Linked DNA regions of Homo sapiens: region 1 is linked to region 2. Evidence: chromatin loops called from intact Hi-C (ENCODE). Cell type or tissue: heart right ventricle. All regions are shown on one strand. Links, peaks and the distances in the headings refer to the core of each region. The heading gives the core; the rest is flanking DNA. Region 1 has its middle 15 kb from the start of LINC01891. Region 2 overlaps ARL4C (ARF like GTPase 4C).

Evidence for each region. Hi-C counts contacts between places; a loop is a spot of excess contacts. Peaks named below come from ENCODE experiments on the same cell type or tissue, not always from the same donor. Only the 100,000 strongest peaks of a DNase experiment are listed, where the experiment ranks them.
Region 1: a loop joins it to region 2, with 2.5 times the contacts of the local background. A loop is called at or near these places in 32 of 110 quality-filtered maps.

Annotation. Positions count from the first base shown.
Region 1 is chr2:234,435,891-234,443,587 of GRCh38, forward strand. No RefSeq gene overlaps it. Among named protein-coding and RNA genes, the nearest start is that of LINC01891, 15 kb to the right of the region's middle. In heart right ventricle, for the core only: no CTCF peak of the experiment used is centred there; a DNase peak (open chromatin) is centred at 2,242; H3K27ac peaks cover 816 bases.
Region 2 is chr2:234,484,137-234,494,284 of GRCh38, forward strand. ARL4C (ARF like GTPase 4C) reads right to left here. Exons shown (of 2, transcript NM_001282431.2): 2 at 8,905-10,148. Among named protein-coding and RNA genes, the nearest start is that of ARL4C, 7.9 kb to the right of the region's middle. In heart right ventricle, for the core only: no CTCF peak of the experiment used is centred there; no DNase peak of the experiment used is centred there; H3K4me3 peaks cover 448 bases; H3K27me3 peaks cover 2,062 bases.

The DNA.
Region 1 (7,697 bases), core at 768-3,267, 54 kb before region 2:
AATGGGCTGGGGGAGGCCTGCTATTCCTTGCAGGGTCTCTGCAGATCAATGGCTTGAGCCTTTGGAGGATTCGCCTCCCAGATTTCAGAGCTCTGTTATCTCTATCCCCAGCAGGGCCATTTCCACTTCCTGACACAGTGCCTCCCCACCCCTCCCTCTGACACACACCCAGAGTACAAAAATCCATTTCCTTTGCCCAACTACGGTTTTCCAGGTCTCCCCACGCTTCACTCCTTGGTCTTAAAATCCTTTTTGATTCCTTATGAATCTGCCTGTCTTTGGTTAAATACCACATAGATGGCTTTAATGTGTATTGTGAAAATCCATCTCGAGTGCTTCCAGAATATAAAAATGTGACCAGATCCAATGGAATCATTTCAGGAGAAGTAGGGCAGTGCCGAGAGGCTATTTTTAAACTCTGCATTCTGGTGGTTTGGTGACCTGCCTGTCTCCTGTTTTCCTGCCCAATGCCAACGCTGAAGGACTTGGTGCTCCAGTTTTGGGTCAGTTCATGGTGCCCGGTGGAGTCCAGCATGGCCCCAGTGAGCTTGGTGTGGGACTTTTTTTTTTATGGAGGAGCAAAGGTGGAGAAGCCTGAGAAGCTTCCAGGAGACTGGTGGGGAGGGATGCTGAGGGGAGGTACCACTGTTGCAGAGCAGAGACCTGGAAGTTGCTGCAGGGGCTGTGGGAGGGCTGAGGGGTGACGAGCTGCAGAATCAGGTTCCTCCCAGGCAGGCGGGTCTGGAGAAACCACACCAGAATGCCTGTGGCGCCGCTCCCCCCGAGTCCCTGCTCCTTCTCCCTTGCATAACAGGGCCCTGCATGTTGGCCCAGGTCAGTGCACACACTTGGGCTGCCCCACTGGAACCCTTAGGCACCACACAGTGTATGGGGGAGCCCTGGAGTCCCTGTGCTGGCTGTCCTGAGCCCCAGACCCCACACGGACACCGAGTGGGACGGTGCAGTCGCTCCACATCCCTCCACACAGAGGCCACTTTGTGGCGGGTTCCACCTGCCCTCTCTCTCCTTGACTTGCTTCTTTCTTTGTCAAGCAGTGCACTGTCTTGAACTCTAACATCAAAGTATTTCTTTGACCTGTCCTCCATCTGAGTATAAGTACCACAAAGACAAGCATTTGTTTTGTTTACTGCTTTTTCCCCGGCTCCTAGAATCACCCCTGGTATATAGTAGGTGCTCAATAAAGGTTTGCGGGGGGAAGAAAGGTAAGAAAGATGGAGGGAAGTCAAGAGAGAGGGAAAGGGAAAGAGTGGGGTTTGTTGGTTCCTCCTTGAGTGATACCACCCACCCTGGGAGAAGCTGAAAGCTCCACATGCTGTCCCTCCCCAGTGACAGGGACCATCCACGCTGTGGCCTCCAACTCAGCTGCCTCCCTTCATAGGCATCAGCCTTGGCTCTGAGCCTCACCCTGGCCTCTTCTCCCTGTGGGTGCCCCTGCTCATGGTACCCGAGGGAACACCACCAGCAGAGAGTGCAAGAAGCAGACCAAGTGAGGACCTTCAAGCATGCATAACCACAGGCACCATGGCACTGCTTCTCTTGGTGGAAGAGAGAGCAGGGGAGAGTGGTGTCCCCCGTATTTGGTTCCTATAAATTCTCCTGATCTGTCTGCATTCACAGGCTGGGAAAGACCCTCAAACGGGCTGCAGTGGCCACCCTAAGAAGTGTTCTTCTTCTGCTTCAGACCCATTTCTTTCAGGACCATAAGCAGCTCTGCTCCTCATCTCCCACGCTGTAGACAGGGATCCCTGGTTGGCACTGTTTTCTCTGTCCCTAGGATGCCCGTGTCCTTTGGCTGCAGGCTCCCACCACCCAGCCCTTGCTCCCTGCACAGGGTGGTACTCAGTGAATATGTGGTAGCTCTTCTTGGGTTGAAGAAGAGAGGGCAGAAGAAAACCTGCCCCTCCACTTGCTTTCTTGCAGTGGCTTGTCTCAGCTTGAGTGCTTCCCTTCCCAACTGACCACATCTGAGGCTTTGCTTTGTGCTCCATCCATTCAAAACCAAGCGACCAAACGATGCTTCCCTTGGGGATTTTCTTTAGAACAAAGACCATTTTCATCAGCACTCTTTTCTCCCGCTCCTGGGTTCCTTCCACCTTTCATGAACTGAGCCCCCTTCTGAAGTAAGGCGTGGGCACCCTGAATGGAAATGGCTAGATTAATGCGCATGCATGTCCACACTGGTGCAGGGCACCTGCTTTTCTGGGACAATTGCCATCTGGAATCAGACGCCTTCCTCATTGTGTGCCTATTTCTGGACAAAGAAGAGGAGAATTGGACGAGAAGCAGGCCTCCTCTCCCACATCCTCCAGCCACCTGGCAGGCCCGACTAAGACACCCGCTCCAGCTCAGGTGGTTTATGTGGCTCCAGTGAGTGGGGCAAGTGGGGCGTTTCATCCCAACCTTCTGCATAACAGCATTAGCAGATCAGACACTCAGGTCTGGGACAACATGTCCTGAAGGGCATCTCTGGGTTCCCCCTCCAGGGCCTTGGGTGCTGCCCTGCCTCCTCTGCTGAAGGCTGCCTACCCCCCACCGCCAGAGCAGCAGAGTTCCCTTCAGTAGCTTTCAGGGACTGGAAGGATAGTGGGCTGCCTCTCCCCACAGGTAAGGCTACCGTTGGTCTCCTGGCTCTCGGCGGGCTGGGGGCCCATCCCTGGATAGCAGCTACGGGGAAAGACATGGCTCTGGAGATGGAGGCGAGAGTCAGATGCTGAGACCTCCAACAATGTCCGCTTGTGGAGGCTTTACTATTTATAACACTTTTGTTTTCTACAATGAATAGATAATGCTTTTAGAACAGAAAAGTGAAACGTAAATCAACTCCGCAAGAAACAGGAAGCTCAAAATTTAGATCCGAATAAGTCTTTCCACCCAGGGCTGGTCTAGGGATAGAAGAAAGACTAATGTTTTTGGTAGGAGAGGAAATGGAGGTGAGGGGCTGTGCTGGAGAAGTCAGCCTGCGGGGGGCGGGGGCAGGCGGGGTAGAATTTCAATTCTGCTCTCAATCTTGTTTTCTTAGAATACAATAAAATATTTTCACATAAGATACTGGTCTGGAGGGCAGGCGTGGTGGCTCATGCCTGTAATCCCAGCACTTTGGGAGGTCAAGGCGGGTGGATCACCTGAGGTCAGGAGTTCAAGACCAGCTTGACCAAAATGGTGAAACCCCGCCTCTACTAAAAATGCAAAAATTAGCTGGGTGGGGTGGCGGGCGCCTGTAGTCCCAGCTGCTCAGGAGGCTGAGACAGGAGAATCGCCTGAATCCGGGAGGTGGAGGTTGCGGTGAGCCAAGATCGTGCCATTGTACTCTAGCCTGGGCAACAAGAGCAAAACTCCGTCTCGGTGAGGGGTGGAGAGAAAAGATACTGGTCTGGAGTGATTTATTTTAGAAATATCAGATTCTGTTAAGTTTTTTATAAATTGTCTTTGGGAGTGATTGAAGAAATAGTGCGATGTTTTGAATAATCCAAGATCTAAATGTAAACACAATTTAATAAAATTAGAGACAAGGAAAACTATACATGGGGAGACTATATTACTCTTGACAGGAAATCACTGTGTATGTGCAATTATATTCATGTATTTGTCATTTGTATCTATCATATATATATATATATATATATAACCTAGGGAAAGATACCATACACCTAATCAAATGAAAAGTGATAAATTGGAAAAATATTTTCAGCACATGTCAGACAAAAATATTCATATGCCTATTGTACAAGGAGATCTCACAAACTGATAAGAAAAACCGATGATCAATTAGAAGACAAGGTCAAGGGGAACAGCTCATGCTTCACTTGACTTGGTGATTCTTCAGTAACGAGGGATCCCATCCCATCCATATGAAGAGTTGGCTTCATGGGAACAGTTTGAACCCTTTTTGGTAATATGGGGAGAGGCCTGGCCCAGGGTGCTGGGGACCCCCAGTAGGATTGAAGGGAAGACTCTTGGGAGCACCCAGACAATGGCCAAAGGGGATCTGAAAGAAAAGTTTTCAGCAGCGAAGTCACAGGGGGATCAGGTGTCTACCAGGAGAATGTGGCTGGGCAGGAAGCAAGTGCACACTCTGGAGTGTAATTGAGTAGGTCAAAATCTGTGCTGTTGTTCCCTTGCCTGCAAAAATAATTCCCTTTCCCCTGTTCTCCTCCTTTTCGGAGGCTCTGTCACTGTCCCTCTGTGCCCACCTGGGCTCTCTCAGATTCTTGCTATGGGATTATCCTCGCTAGCGTCTTCCCACCATCAGCATGGACAGGAGGGATGGGTGTGCAGGCCACATGAGCCCAAGAGGAAATGGTGCTTGGGGATACAATTCTCATGAGACCAACATGTGTTTCCTATGTGAGGAGGTGGCCAGGGAACGGTGGCCATAGTCGGCAGGGAGCCTGGGTGACCACATGACACACTAGGGCTGGTAGGACTGCCCAAGGTTATAGATGGTGCTTGTCTTTACTGATGCTGGTGGGCAGCCCGTTGCTTAGTTGACCAACCAGACAAATTCCAACACCCTTAAGCCTGCAGCACTGCCCGGCTTATTTCTGAGCGAAAGTGGTTGTGACGTGACAACCTGTAGAATCATGGCATCCACCCATGCATACTATCTCAGCAATGGCACTGCTGTCTTTCCAGAGTGTAAGTCACAGGCCCACATTTATCCTCGACACCACCCTCTCCCTATGCCTCAGAGGCAGAGTGACCACAGAGTTTATTGTCCAAACTGGACACTTGGGAGAGTAAAAGGAGGATGAACCCCGTCTCTACTAAAAATACAAAAAATTAGCTGGGCGTGGTGGCAGGCACCTGTAGTCCCAGCTACTCGGGAGGCTGGGGCAGGAGAATGGAGTGAACCTGGGAGGCGAAGCTTGCAGTGAGCCGAGATCACGTCACTGCACTCCAGCCTGGGCAACAAGTGCGAGACTCCGTCTCAAAAAAAAAAAAAAAAAAAAAAAGGAGGATGATAGTCCATGGAGGCTACTATAACAAAAGCCCTCAACTGGGTGTCTCATGAGCAACAGGCATCTTCCTTTCTTCCTTCCTCCCTCCCTTCCTTCCTTCCTTCCTCCCTCCCTTCCTTCCTTTCTTTTCTTTCTTCTTTCTCCTTCCTTCCTTCCTTCATTCCTTCCTCTTTCTTTTCTTTTCTTTTCAGCATCTTGCTCTGTTGTCCAGGCTGGCATGCAGTGGCATGATTATAGCTCACTGCAGCCTCAACCTCCCAGAATCAAGTGATCCTTCCACCTCTGCCTCCTGAGTAGCTGGGACTGCAAGTGCGTGCCACTACGCCCAGCTAATTTTTTAGTTTTTGGTAGAGACGGGAGTCTCACTGTGTTGCCCAGGCTGGTCTCAAACTCCTGGTTTCAAGCGATCCTCTCACCTCAGACTCCTAAAGTGCTGGGATGACAGGTGTTAAGCCACCTTGCCCAGCTGACATTTATTTCTCCCAGTTCTGGACTCTGGGAAGACCTAGATCAAGGTACTGGCTGATATTGTTTCTGGTGAGAGCCACTCCTGGTTCATAGACAATCATCTTTTCATAGTAACCTCATATGGCAGAAGGAACAAGAGGTCTCTCTCTGGCCTCTTTTCTAAAGGCACTAATTCTTTTCATGGGGGCTCTACACTCATGACCTAATCACCTTCCAAAGGCTTCACTTCCAAACACATCTCACTGTTGATTAGGTTTCAACATATGAATTTTGTGGGGGGACACAAACATTTGGACCATAGCAGAGTAATAATAAATGGTTTTTTTTGTTGTTGTTTGTTTGTTTTTTTGAGACGGAGTCTCACTCTGTCACCCAGGCTGGAGTGCAGTGGCACCATCTCAGCTCACTGCAACCTCCCCCTCCCGGGTTCAAGTGATTCTCCTGCCTCAGCCTCCTGAGTAGCTGGGATTACAGGCATGCGCCACCACGCCCGGCTAATTTCTTTGTATCGTTTAGTAGAGAGGGGGTTTCACCATGTTGGCCAGGCTGGTCTTAAACTCCTGACCTGAAGTGATCTGCCCACCTCGACCTCCCAAAGTCCTGGGATTATAGGCGTGAGCCACTGTGCCCGGGCGAATAAATGGTTACATTGTAGCGACAGGTAACCATAGACAGTTTCAGCAAATCAAGGTTGCCCAAATCAGAGCCAAACCGTCACATGGATCTCTGAACTTTACCTTAGAAAAATCTCTCAAATCTATCCCTTTTTCTCCACTGCCACCACCTCTATCCCAATAACCATCATTTCTTTCCTGGACTGATGTCCACCTAGGCTTGCACCGGTTTCCAACCAAGTGTTCATTTCAGATGTAAATATGATCATGACAGTTTCTACTTCACCACTTTCAATACCCTCCGAGACACCTCTTTGCTCTTAGGATACAATTAGAAGAACCTGAAAGGTCTTAATATCTGTTTCCTTCACAAGGATGCCTCCCAGTGAAGACACAGACCCTATTTGCTCACCCTGTTACCTTTAGTATCTGCTCTGTACCAGTGCTCATTCAGTATCAGCTAAATCACCAAATGAGTGAACCTATGAATGAATCCATCAGGTTTCCTGGGCCTGCAGTCTCTGCTGTGATGGAGAAGGCTGCCTAATATACATGTGAACTCATGTATATTGAGTGTACATGTAATAAAAATATCCCTTATCTAAAGCTCCAATTTTGTGTCCACTGATGGCGTCCCCTGTCATGTGTCTATGCTGTTTTTGTTTCCATTGAACTTTCGGTATAAATTTAGCTATTTGTATGGTATCTTCCCCTCTCCCCCTGCCCTCAAATTTGCTATTTACTCCCATAGATTTAAGAGATTATTTGAATTCAAACAAAACGATAAACTCCTACTTTTGTTTCATTCTTTGAAAAACAAATTCTATATTTCACTGGAAAAAAATATATTTATCTTCCAGTTAGCTTTCTAAAGGGAGAGCTGGCAGGAAGTAAAGGAGCTGAAAATTACCAACATTCCATTTTTATTTAATGCATGTTACACAGACATAGTAGTGTTTCAATAGATAGGAACAAATGCTACTATTACATACAAAGGTTAACAGTACAAGGTATGATTACCATAAGTCTGCATAACACCTAGAAGAAATAAAAACTACTTTCTAACTCTGGAGCACCCATTTCAATAATAGCAGCGTTTGTTGGGGCGGCTTGAGCGTATGCCCCTGTGGTTAAGGAGCACGCATGTGTTCTTAAACACCAAATGCATTCACAGTTTTAAGGGAGAGAGAGAATGGAATTTAGCAGAAATATGTATCTAAATAATGCATAGTTACGATTCCACGGTAAAATATACAATCATCAAAACCATTTAAGAATAATAACCTAAATGCTTTTGATAGGAAAGGTTTTGGGCCATGTTTCTTGACGTATTGTATTCAAATTAGCTATGGGAATAACTACACAAGAGCTGTGGTTTTTTCCCCTATGAGGGTCAAAACCTTTTCTTGTCAAAAGTGTACGAGTTACTCTAAACCTCTAGCCATGGCTCTGCCAAGGCAACAACCCATAAGCAGCAAAAGGCGAGGAAGAACAAGCAGATGCCAGTGGCTCCAGGTTCCTGCAAACTTATTCTTGTTGTTGTTTGTCTCCTGTCCAGATGTCATAGCCATTAGTACCTGCAGGTCCCACCATATTGAGACAGTGAGCCTTGTAAGCGTCATCATCAAAAAACACA
Region 2 (10,148 bases), core at 6,965-9,464:
ATGACAACACAGTTCTGTTGCCAAAGCCCCTCTGTTTGTGGTGTGTTGCCATGGCAGCCCTGGGAAACTAACACACCAACTCACAAACCAAAATGTAAACGGGTTAATTTGCCGTTAGAGTTGTACCTGCCAAGGGGGCATTTATTTGTGTCTGCTGTCCAGGCTCTCCACCCCACGTAGGAAAACCATGGCAGCCATCAGTGGCCACACTGGCTGTTGAAAGAGTGAGGTCTCTGCTGCCAGCGTCTCTTGGGGTCTCCTGTTTTCCACGCCTTGTTGGCTGGCCTGGGCCCTGTGGGTGGACACCATCCTTATGTGGATCCACTAACTGCTTTGTCCAGATCTAACTCTGGCCAGGACAGTAGGCTGTCTCTTTAAGTTTCCTTCTTATATACCGATACTCATCCGTGACAAATCGACATTACAGTTTGACTCTTACAGGTGAGCCATATTTTCAATGGGGAGGGTGTCTTCTGTTGCTTCCAGTTTCCTGATTATTTCTTCTGAAAACCAAGGGTTATTCATCATCCAATAAACACTAAATGGTATTTAGGTATTCCTAAGTATCAGGCCCTGTGCTAGGCTCTGGGGATTTAGAAATCAACACGTTGGATAAAACTCTCTGCCTCCGTGGTGCTTTCATTCTAGGAGGGTGTGGTGGGCAGAATAATGGTCCCCCAAATGCTCATGTCCTAATTGCTGAAACCTGTGAATATGTTACCCCACACGGCATAAAGAACGCTGTGGATGTGATTAAGCTGAGGACCTTGAGGTGGGGAGTTTGTCCTGGATTATTTGGGTGGGCCCGGTGTCTTCATAAGGGTTCTTATAAGAGAAAGACCAGAGTCAGAGAGAGATTTGAAGGTGCTGTGCGGCTGGCTTTGAAGATATTAGGTTGGTGCAAAAATAATTGCATTTTTTACCATTAGTAACGGCAATTACTTTTGCACCAACCTAATAAAAGGGAGGCCATGAGTCAAGGAACATGGGCAGCCTCTAGAAGCTGGAGAAGGCGAGGAACAGACTCTCCCCTGGGGCTGCAGAAGGAGCAACCTCTGCTGACACCTGGATTTGAGGCCTTCTGATCCCTAGAACTGTAAAAGAATGCATTTGTGTTATTTGGGGCCACTAAGTTTGTGGCCATTTTTTTCAGGAGCAGTGGAAACTAACACATAGGAGAGACAGACAATGAACAAATCATTGAGGAAAATGCGTATTATGTCAGTGGAATTATGTGCCATGGAGAAAAATGATGCAGGGAGGGGAGAGACAGTGAGGGATGGGAGTTACAATTTAAAATGAGGCTGGGCAAGGCTGGACCCAGAAGGGGATGTTGGAGCAAAGACCTGAAGGAAAGGAAGGATGGAGCCAGGCAGTCCCTTGGGGGACAAGTGTCCTAGGGAGAGGGAACTGCCAGTGCAAGGACCTCTTGCAGGCTTCCTCAACCTCAGTGCTATTGACATTCTGGGCCAGATCATTGTCTGGGGAGCTGTCCCAGGCATGGTAAGATGTTCAGTGGCATCCTGGCCTCTACCCACCTGATGCCTGTAGCCCCCTCCCCTTAATGGTGACACCCAAGCATGTCTCAGGACATTGCCATTGCACCTGGAGGACAAAATCACCCATGGTTGACAGCCACTGCTTTAAAGGGACCAGAGAAACATGGCTGAGGCACGAAATTTTCTGGGGTGCTGGCATGATACAAAGCCAAGGTCCCAACAAATGAATGAATGCTCTGATGCTTGCATTCAGGGAACAGCAGCATCAGCCTCACTGGGAACTTACTAGAAAAGCAGAATCTCATGACATACCCCAGCCCCACCAAGTCAGGATGCGCGATGCAACGGAATCCCCAGGCAGGCAGTAAGTATGCCCATCAGATTTGAAAGGCGCTGGTTCAGAGATCCCTGTGCGGTCCTTCTCAGCTGCAATGGTGGTGGATGCTGCACCAATTAGGAGTCCATTCATGAGACAGATATCCTGGGGTACCTGCCATGTGCAAGTTTCCAGCTCAGGGCTGTGTAGAGCTGCCTCATGGCAGGTGCACAGGCTCTGAGGTCAGACTGCCTGGGTTCAAATCCTCACTCTGCATAGTAGCACTGTGACCCTGGCAAGGCACCCAGCACCTCCAAGCCTGTTTCTGTATTTCTGTAGTGAGGCTAATGATAAAAATAGTCCTGATTCCATGATGTTTACTGTCAGGGGTAAGAAGGACAGCCCAACTAACATGTTTGGCTCAGTGCTTGGCACTCCAAAAGTGGTCAACCTTTGTTTTTAAGAGTATCTATCTGTCTGTCTATCTGTCTGTCTGTCTATCCAAAGGAGGCAGTTGGTGGAGGCAGGAAGTACATGCCTACCTCATAGTGCTTCAGAGAGGATTAAATGAGATGACTGTCAAGTGCTCAATTCAGCATCTAATATAAAACAAACACTGCATGAATGGCAGTAATTAATATTATCAGAATAATTTCTTTTGAGAAAATGAACAGTGGTAAAGGGCTTAACAATGAATGACGTTCTCAGCTGTTTACTCTGAATTACACTCTTGTGGCCAGAATGTCCTTGGCTCCTTGGCAGTAATTGTCAAACCAGGATGGGAGCAGTCAGTCCTTCCACTCCCCCAGCCTGGGCCAAGCAAGGCAGGTTTCCATCTGCTTGTGACCTCTTGTCACACACAGAGAGGGTGGAGAGGCTTCTCTCACATGGCAGCTCTTGTGGGGAGCTCTCATTGTTTTTGCAACATCAGGGTTGGTGATGGTGTCTGAAGGATAGCTGAAATCCCAAGCCCTGAGTTCAGGCAGTCCTGGGGTTGGTTATTCCAGCAGTTGGATGACATTTTCTAAGACCTAGGTTCCTTTCATATTTCCTTTCTGCCATCCTCAGTGTCTGGGTTGGCTCTCCTCATGGGATCAGGATGGCTGCAGTCACTCCAGGCATCACATCTTCATTTGCTGAAATTCAGAGACAGCAAAGGAGAGCCATATGGTCCCTATGTCTCATTTTCCAATATAAAATTTTTTTTCCAAAGCCCACCCGCTCTCTCTTCTACAAAAAGCCTTTCCTTTCATCCTCATTGGTCAGAATGGCAACAGGACCTATCCTAAGCAAATTGCGGGCAACAGGAATGATTGATTTTATGGTTGATATTAATTTCTCTTAAAGCTGGGGATAGGGTAGCCTTTTCTGAATACAAAACCATGAGACAGAAGGTGCCATCCAAGCAAAATCAGGGTCCTGCCAGCAAGATAAGATATTGACTGTATAGGTTACCTGCAGTGTCTCCTTCTGAGGCCTTCACCCCATATCAGACCCTTTAATCTCTGATTCCAGCATCCAATTATCTATACAATCAGATTCAGGAAGAGCAGAATTAAGACACAGCCTGGATTTCAGGGGGAAGTAGTCATTCGCAATACTTCTGCAGGAAATTCTTAACTCTATGACAGCAACCGGATTGCAGGCAGACCACACATCTCCCTTTAGGTTGATGGAGCCCTGGTTTAGAACCCGGAGCTGGGCCCACACCAAGATTCCCATCCATCCCAGGATTTCTAATCAGTTAAGGCATCTCTTGGGAAGAACTCCATGGAGGGGACTAGTGGGCTGATACACCTGAGAAAGGCTCCAGGAGAGAGAGCCAGTGTCAGATAAAAGGGGGATTCTGGGATGGCACAGCATTAGACACTCAGATAATCCCTGGGCTCTTTGACTCCTGTGTTCCTTATGTGCAAGAGCAGACACTGAGGAGCCAGGCCCCCGAAATATCTGCAGGACATTGAGAATGGGGCGGACCCAGGTGGGGTCACCAGTGTTTGGGGTTAGCAGTTTGAGCCATCATGCTGATCATGATGATCAGCTTCTCCAAAACCTGCAAAACTGGCACTGCCTCCAGGAGTCAGGGAAGGAAAGGAAGTGGAGGAGGCTGAGGACATGTGGAGGAGGCTGAGGACATGTGTACAATGAACATCCCTCCCTGCCCCAGGAAATCTCTGAAAGAGTTGGAGAAGGATTTTGAGGGGGGCAGAATTCTTCACATGGCAGGTACCAGGACCACAGAGTAATATCCTTAGGGAACATACATTGCTTCTGGCTCTATCCCAAGGCTGGTGTGGCTTGCAATGGTGGGTTTGGTTAAATTTGTGACTTTCTCTTTGGTAAAATGATGGATGCTTTGCACTGGAGTCAAGCACCTCACTTGATCATTTAGGCCTGACTCACCTACTAGAATATCAGCCCTCTGAGGACAAGTGCCTTTGCCTATATCACAGTCTCCCCAATATTGTGGGTGTCACTATTGGTTGTCCATTCTGTTTTTGGAAGCTTTTTTATATGATAAATACAGCATCCCAGCACACTTCAAATTACATAGCAATGCAAATTTTCATTCATGTAATAATGGATTCAAACACATATTTATGAAATAAACTGTTGCAATGATCATTACTTACCATGATGCCTTTTAAATGTTACAATTGTAGTTTTTTTAGTTGTTATGAGGCATAGGCAGTTGAAATTAACTGCACAGTGAGTTAGCGTTTAAGGAAATGGAAACACCCAGGAGTAGCCATTAGAAGAATGAGAATTCTGCAAACCACAGATAGAGGAGGCTCATTTCCCCCACAGCCACTTACTGGAAACTTCCACTAAAGATTCAATGCCCAGAATCTCACAAGGAAAGATGTTTTCCCTTAGGAAGTCTCCTTTGGTTTACTCTCCATGAGCTGGAAGTCTTATCAGTGAAAATGAAGAGGGAGCGAGCACCAGGGCTGTTTGGCCTGTCTGTGAAAAACAGACCAGCAGAATTCCCCTACACGCAGGAGGGGGCATCCTGCCATCAGCGGGGAGAAGGGGTCACAGCCGAAGCATCATATGCATCCTTGCCGTGTGTGTGACTTGCCTTGCAGCTTGCATGGTGCTTTTCTGTCTAGTGTTTCATTTTACCTTTAAAACAATACTGAGAGGTAGGCAGGATGGGGATTCTCAGCCTCATCCTGTAGTTGAGCGGTCTGAGGTTGAGTGGGGTTAGACAGGTGACTCATTCAAGATCACATCCCCAAATGCAGACCCAGTGACACCTGACACTCCTCCCTGTCCATCCTCTGTGGGGTAGGCATCGTCCCCGACACAAACACTCCTGAAAGGAAAACTGAAAACAAAATTGTTCAGGGACAGAATCTGAAGCAAGAGGGGTTGTCTTCTAGACACTGGGAGGTGCTAAGGAGAGAAAGCAAGGTGCAGTGCTGGGATGTCGGCAGAGCCCTGGCAGTGGGGGAAGGGGGAGGGGAAGGAGGTCACCCTTTCTGTCATCAGCATGAGGGTGGTGATGCAGGCTGGCAACACAAACCGTCCATCCTCGTCTTCCTAGATCCAGAGCCCCAGATTTATTATTATTTATTTTTTTAGACGGAATCTCGCTCTGTTGCCTAGGCTGGAGTTCAATGGTGCAATATTAGCTCACTGCAAATTCCGTCTCCCGGGTTCAAGAGATTCTTATGCTTCAGCCTCCCAAGTAGCTAGGATTACAGGTGCCTACCACAATGCCCGGCCAATTTTTTGTATTTTTAGTAGAGACAGGGTTTCACCATGTTGGCCAGGCTGGTCTCAAACTCCGGACCTCAGGTGATCCACCTGCCTTGGCCTCCCAAAGTGCTGGGATTACAGGCGTGAGCCATCGCGCCTGGCCCAGAGCCCAATATTTTTTAAACTGCAGAACCTTCCTGATCAAAGGGCAGCAGGTTAGTGGAGCCTCCAAGAGCCCAGCCCTTGGGTTGAAGGGATCTGGGTCTTAAACTAGTTCCACCCTCGCAGAACATTAGCTAATCTCCTCTGAACCTCGGTTTCCTCATCTGTAAGTGCAAATAAAATTAGTTGATCTCTTGGGGCCTTTGGGAGGAAAAATTATCAAGGAAGTGAAGCACTTAGCATGGTATCTAGCATATACTAAGCACTCAGTAAAGGCTGCAGTGGCTATTACCATGATCATCTAGGACTAACAGGGACTATAAACCAGGCTGTGCCTAATGTTACTATGTTACAGTAATTTTAATTAACAAATGCAAACGAGATGCTCGTCTTCTAAAAGGCATGTTATAAAAACAACTTTAAAAATTGCTTGTTTTGGTTACTTCTTTCACACCATGCTGCCATGCTCCATGCAGAATGCAGTCACAGTTACATCCTGCATTAGGAGCAGTTCACGCCCAGAGTTGTGTGTAAGGTGGTACCATTCAAAGAAAGCCACGGCATATTCTGAAAATTTAGGTGGAGTAAGTAACACAGATCTTTCATTCTCACTTCTAATCTTGGGGAAGAAACAACAGGCTACTTTCTCAGAAACCCTCACATTGCAAGTTCCTCTCTGAAACTGACGCAGCCCCACGCTTAAGTTGAGAACTGGTGCAAAACAAATGTATAAAATCCTCCAATGTCTTGTGCAAATTCTATTTTAAACGAGTTTCAGCTGAGCCAGGGAGAGCCAGAAGGAGAGGGCTGTTTTAAGGATAAGTGAACATGTACGAGACAGCTGAATGAGGAGAGAAGAGAAATGCCTGCATATCAACTGAGATGGCGGATTTCTTTCTGGCAGGCAAATGCCAAGCTGTGGGCATCAGACCTACAACAGGACACAAAGCAGAAGAGAGGTTATTCAGCTGGGCAGCCAGAGAGCTGCTAAATCAAGGACTATCAAGTTCTGCATTTGTTCTCTTCTTACTTTTTTCATGTCAAACCCTTAATCTTCACATCAGTTATATGCACATAATTTTGTCGTTCCTTGCTACCACATGATTGTGACATCAAAACAGTCTAACAGTTAACGCTGGTAACAGGATCGTTCCAAGAACCCAAGCTCTGGAGACGAGCATAAAGGCACAAAACAGTAAGGCCAGGCGTCCCTGGTCTACCGAAAAAAACTTACAAACGAAGAATCGAAACCTTGAAGGAAAAGTTCAGATTGTGGCAAACGAAGAATCGAAACCTTGAAGGAAAAGTTCAGATTGTGGGAAATAGGACAGCGGCTTAGGATTAACACCAACCTCCTCGGTTACTAGTGGTCAGAGGGATGGGGCCACTTGCAGTTAATTTTCTAGAAAACATAACATGATTGATGTTGTCTAAGTATCAGATGTCACTTGGCTCCCCAAGAATGTATTTGTTGAATCAAGATTAAATTAAGGTTGCCCTATAAAGCAAGGGTTTTGGTCTTTGCTTCTTCTGATTCTCAACATTTTTACTCCTGGGGAGCCACAATAGTCCCTAAGTGGTTTTTCAGCCGCTTTTTAGGTTTCAGAAACAGCATCCGTGCCCTTTTGATGTAATCTATGTCCCAATAATTAGTTCCTGCAGCAATGTAAATGATTAAAGTCAAGCCACGCTCATTTTTAAAGAAAAACCTCTAAACCCACAAATGTGTTCACCAATGTGTAAGTTTCAACACGCTTGGTTGGAGCAATGATTCATCTCACAATACTGATCTGGAAGAATAACAATATTTTGTCTATTTTCATTTAAATATTTAATAGGAGATAGTAATTTTATTTAATTCCTAAAGTTTATGACCAAAACTAATTGACAGGAATTAAGTCATTCAGCCAATATTTACTGAGCACCTGCTATATGCTCAGTACTATGCTAGGCACCAGCAATTAAAGAAGATCTCCTCCCTGCTTTGAGGGGATCACAGCCTAGTGATATGGGATGTATGAAAAGTAATGGATTCAAGAGTCCGGCAACCTAAGTTTGACACCTAATTCAGCCTCTTACACCTTTGGAGGAGAAGACCACCTGGGTTGATCAGACGGTCTCCAGGTGCTTGTTTTCACTCCATTCTGGCCCAAGCCCAGAGTCAGCAGCCTAGGTTTTAGTGGGATGAGGATACCAAGAAGTGTGGCTAAAAGGGAGATTGCAAGGACCTGACTTAAAGACCTGCAGGCGGGTGAGGTTATCACACGTTCCACATGTTGGCAGCCAATAACAACAAATTGAAAGCGATTGAACACTTACTGTGTGCCAGGCATGGGGATAGGCGCTTCACCTGTATTATCCTGCTTCATCCTCCCAACAATTCTTTGAGGTACCATTATGATCCCATTTTACATATGAGAAACTGAGGCTTAGAGGGAAAGGACTTGAGCAAAATCACAGGGCCCTAGGCACTTGAGCCAGATTTTGGAACTGGCTCTTTTGGGCTCCATGCTTAAGAGACCCCATACCCCACTAGGGTCTTAACCATCACTTAGTAGCAATTAAGCCTGTCGCTTAACAGCTGCCACGTGCCTCCATATGCTACCCATTGCACCCATTCAAGGTTCTATTGGTTCTGGCCCAATCGCATTTTTCTCTAGAAAGTGGACCTTTTCTCTGCAGAGTCTACAGAGTGTGAGGGTCTAACTACACCTGCTATTTAAGAGAGCTCAAGCCTTGGACTCAAAAAGCATGGACTCAGCCCAGGTACTGAGCAGAGAGACAAAGCCAAGATACTGAGTAGCTTTGTAACTTCCAGCGTTCTTATATTAGTACAAAGCTATTTCCAATTTTATATAATTACCTTTTTGAGGTAATTATCAATTCATGACCTTTTTAGTAAATGAGAGTGCTGAGGAAGGGCTAGACATTGAGGCCATTTTCCTAAAGGATTTGAAATGACGCAGTGGAAGGCACCCAGATGAAGGACAGGCGCAAGTGAACGAGCCTCAAATGCATACAGACTCCTGCATTTTAGCATCCGGATCCACCATTCACGGCAGAGCTAGACCCTGACACCAAAAATTGAGATGACTGATATACCGACTAGAACTCCAGACACCATCTTGTGATCCATCCCCCCACTCAGCAGAGGCCTAGAGAATGAATACCAGCAATGTCAAAAAAACAAACAAAAAATTCCACAGAAAATCTCCCCAGTCATTTGATTGTATAAATAATTTATTTCTGTTCACAGCATCATATATGCATTATAAAAGGCTATGGAAACAAAAGAGAAGGATGATGAGACAGAGAATTACAGCAGTAGAAAGGAAAACAGAAACCAGGGCACACAGTTCCAACACCAGAACAGAGAATTTGGGAAGATAATTGCTCTGAAACAGAACTGGCCTCCCTGTGTCTATTAGAAAACATTTCCAAAGCTCACGGAGGGAGGCCAACTTCCCCTATGGGAAACCCATTCACTCGCCAAAGGGCAGAAGGCATCATAAATCACCCATTGATACATTGGTGGGGGGCTCCCTGTCCCCCTGGTGACCACTCCAAGGTGATTTGATCTGTGCTTCCTCTGTTGGGTCAGAGACGAAACGGGCTATTATTAGGTCAAACATTACAGAAATCAACTGAGACTCTTAACTAGTAGTTGATACACCACAGGGCTTTACTTTACTGCACAATTACTAACAGTTGATTGCACCCTTAAGTATTGATTATGCAAAAAACAAAATCATCTCGCATCAGTTTTAAAGCATGACAGGGTTTGAACAGTGATCTTGAACCTAAGTATTGTTATCATGAGAAGGTTACAGTATTTGGCATCTGCAATGTCACAAAATAAATATATTATTCTCTCAATAGTGTGGAACTACCAAAATGTCAAAGTGCTTAAGAAATTGTCGCATGTGAAGAAAATAAAGAAAGATGGATTTTTTTTTTAATAATTCTATACAGAATCTTCAGATGATGGGACCAGCCCATTTAGAAATCAGTGGATATGCTGTCGATATGTAAACTGAAATCTTGCAGGCTTTTCAACACTGCTTAGCTAGACTTTCTCTACTGAGTTTCTACAAAAAGACCAGCATTGGAGGGGTACCAAATACACCGACAAAAGAGAAAAAGCAGATGGGCTGCTAGGTTTCTGCTTTTAAAAAATTTCATATAAGAATTGGGTTTCAAGCAGGAAGCCAGAACTTCTGCCTCTGGTTCTTAAATTAACATTCGGTGTGTAATGGACAATAGGCAGGGACTCATAATTTGACTAACTCACATGCTCAAGCATGATCGTGTCCAATTTCTACAGGCCTCCTTTGTAAAGAAATGTGTAACAATGGGGGGAAAGTCATAATTCTACCTGAAAACATGGATTGTAAGAGGAAATAAAAAAATCAAACAGTATGTTTTAAGTTTCCCTTTTGATACTGTGTTTCAGGGTAAGTGACAGC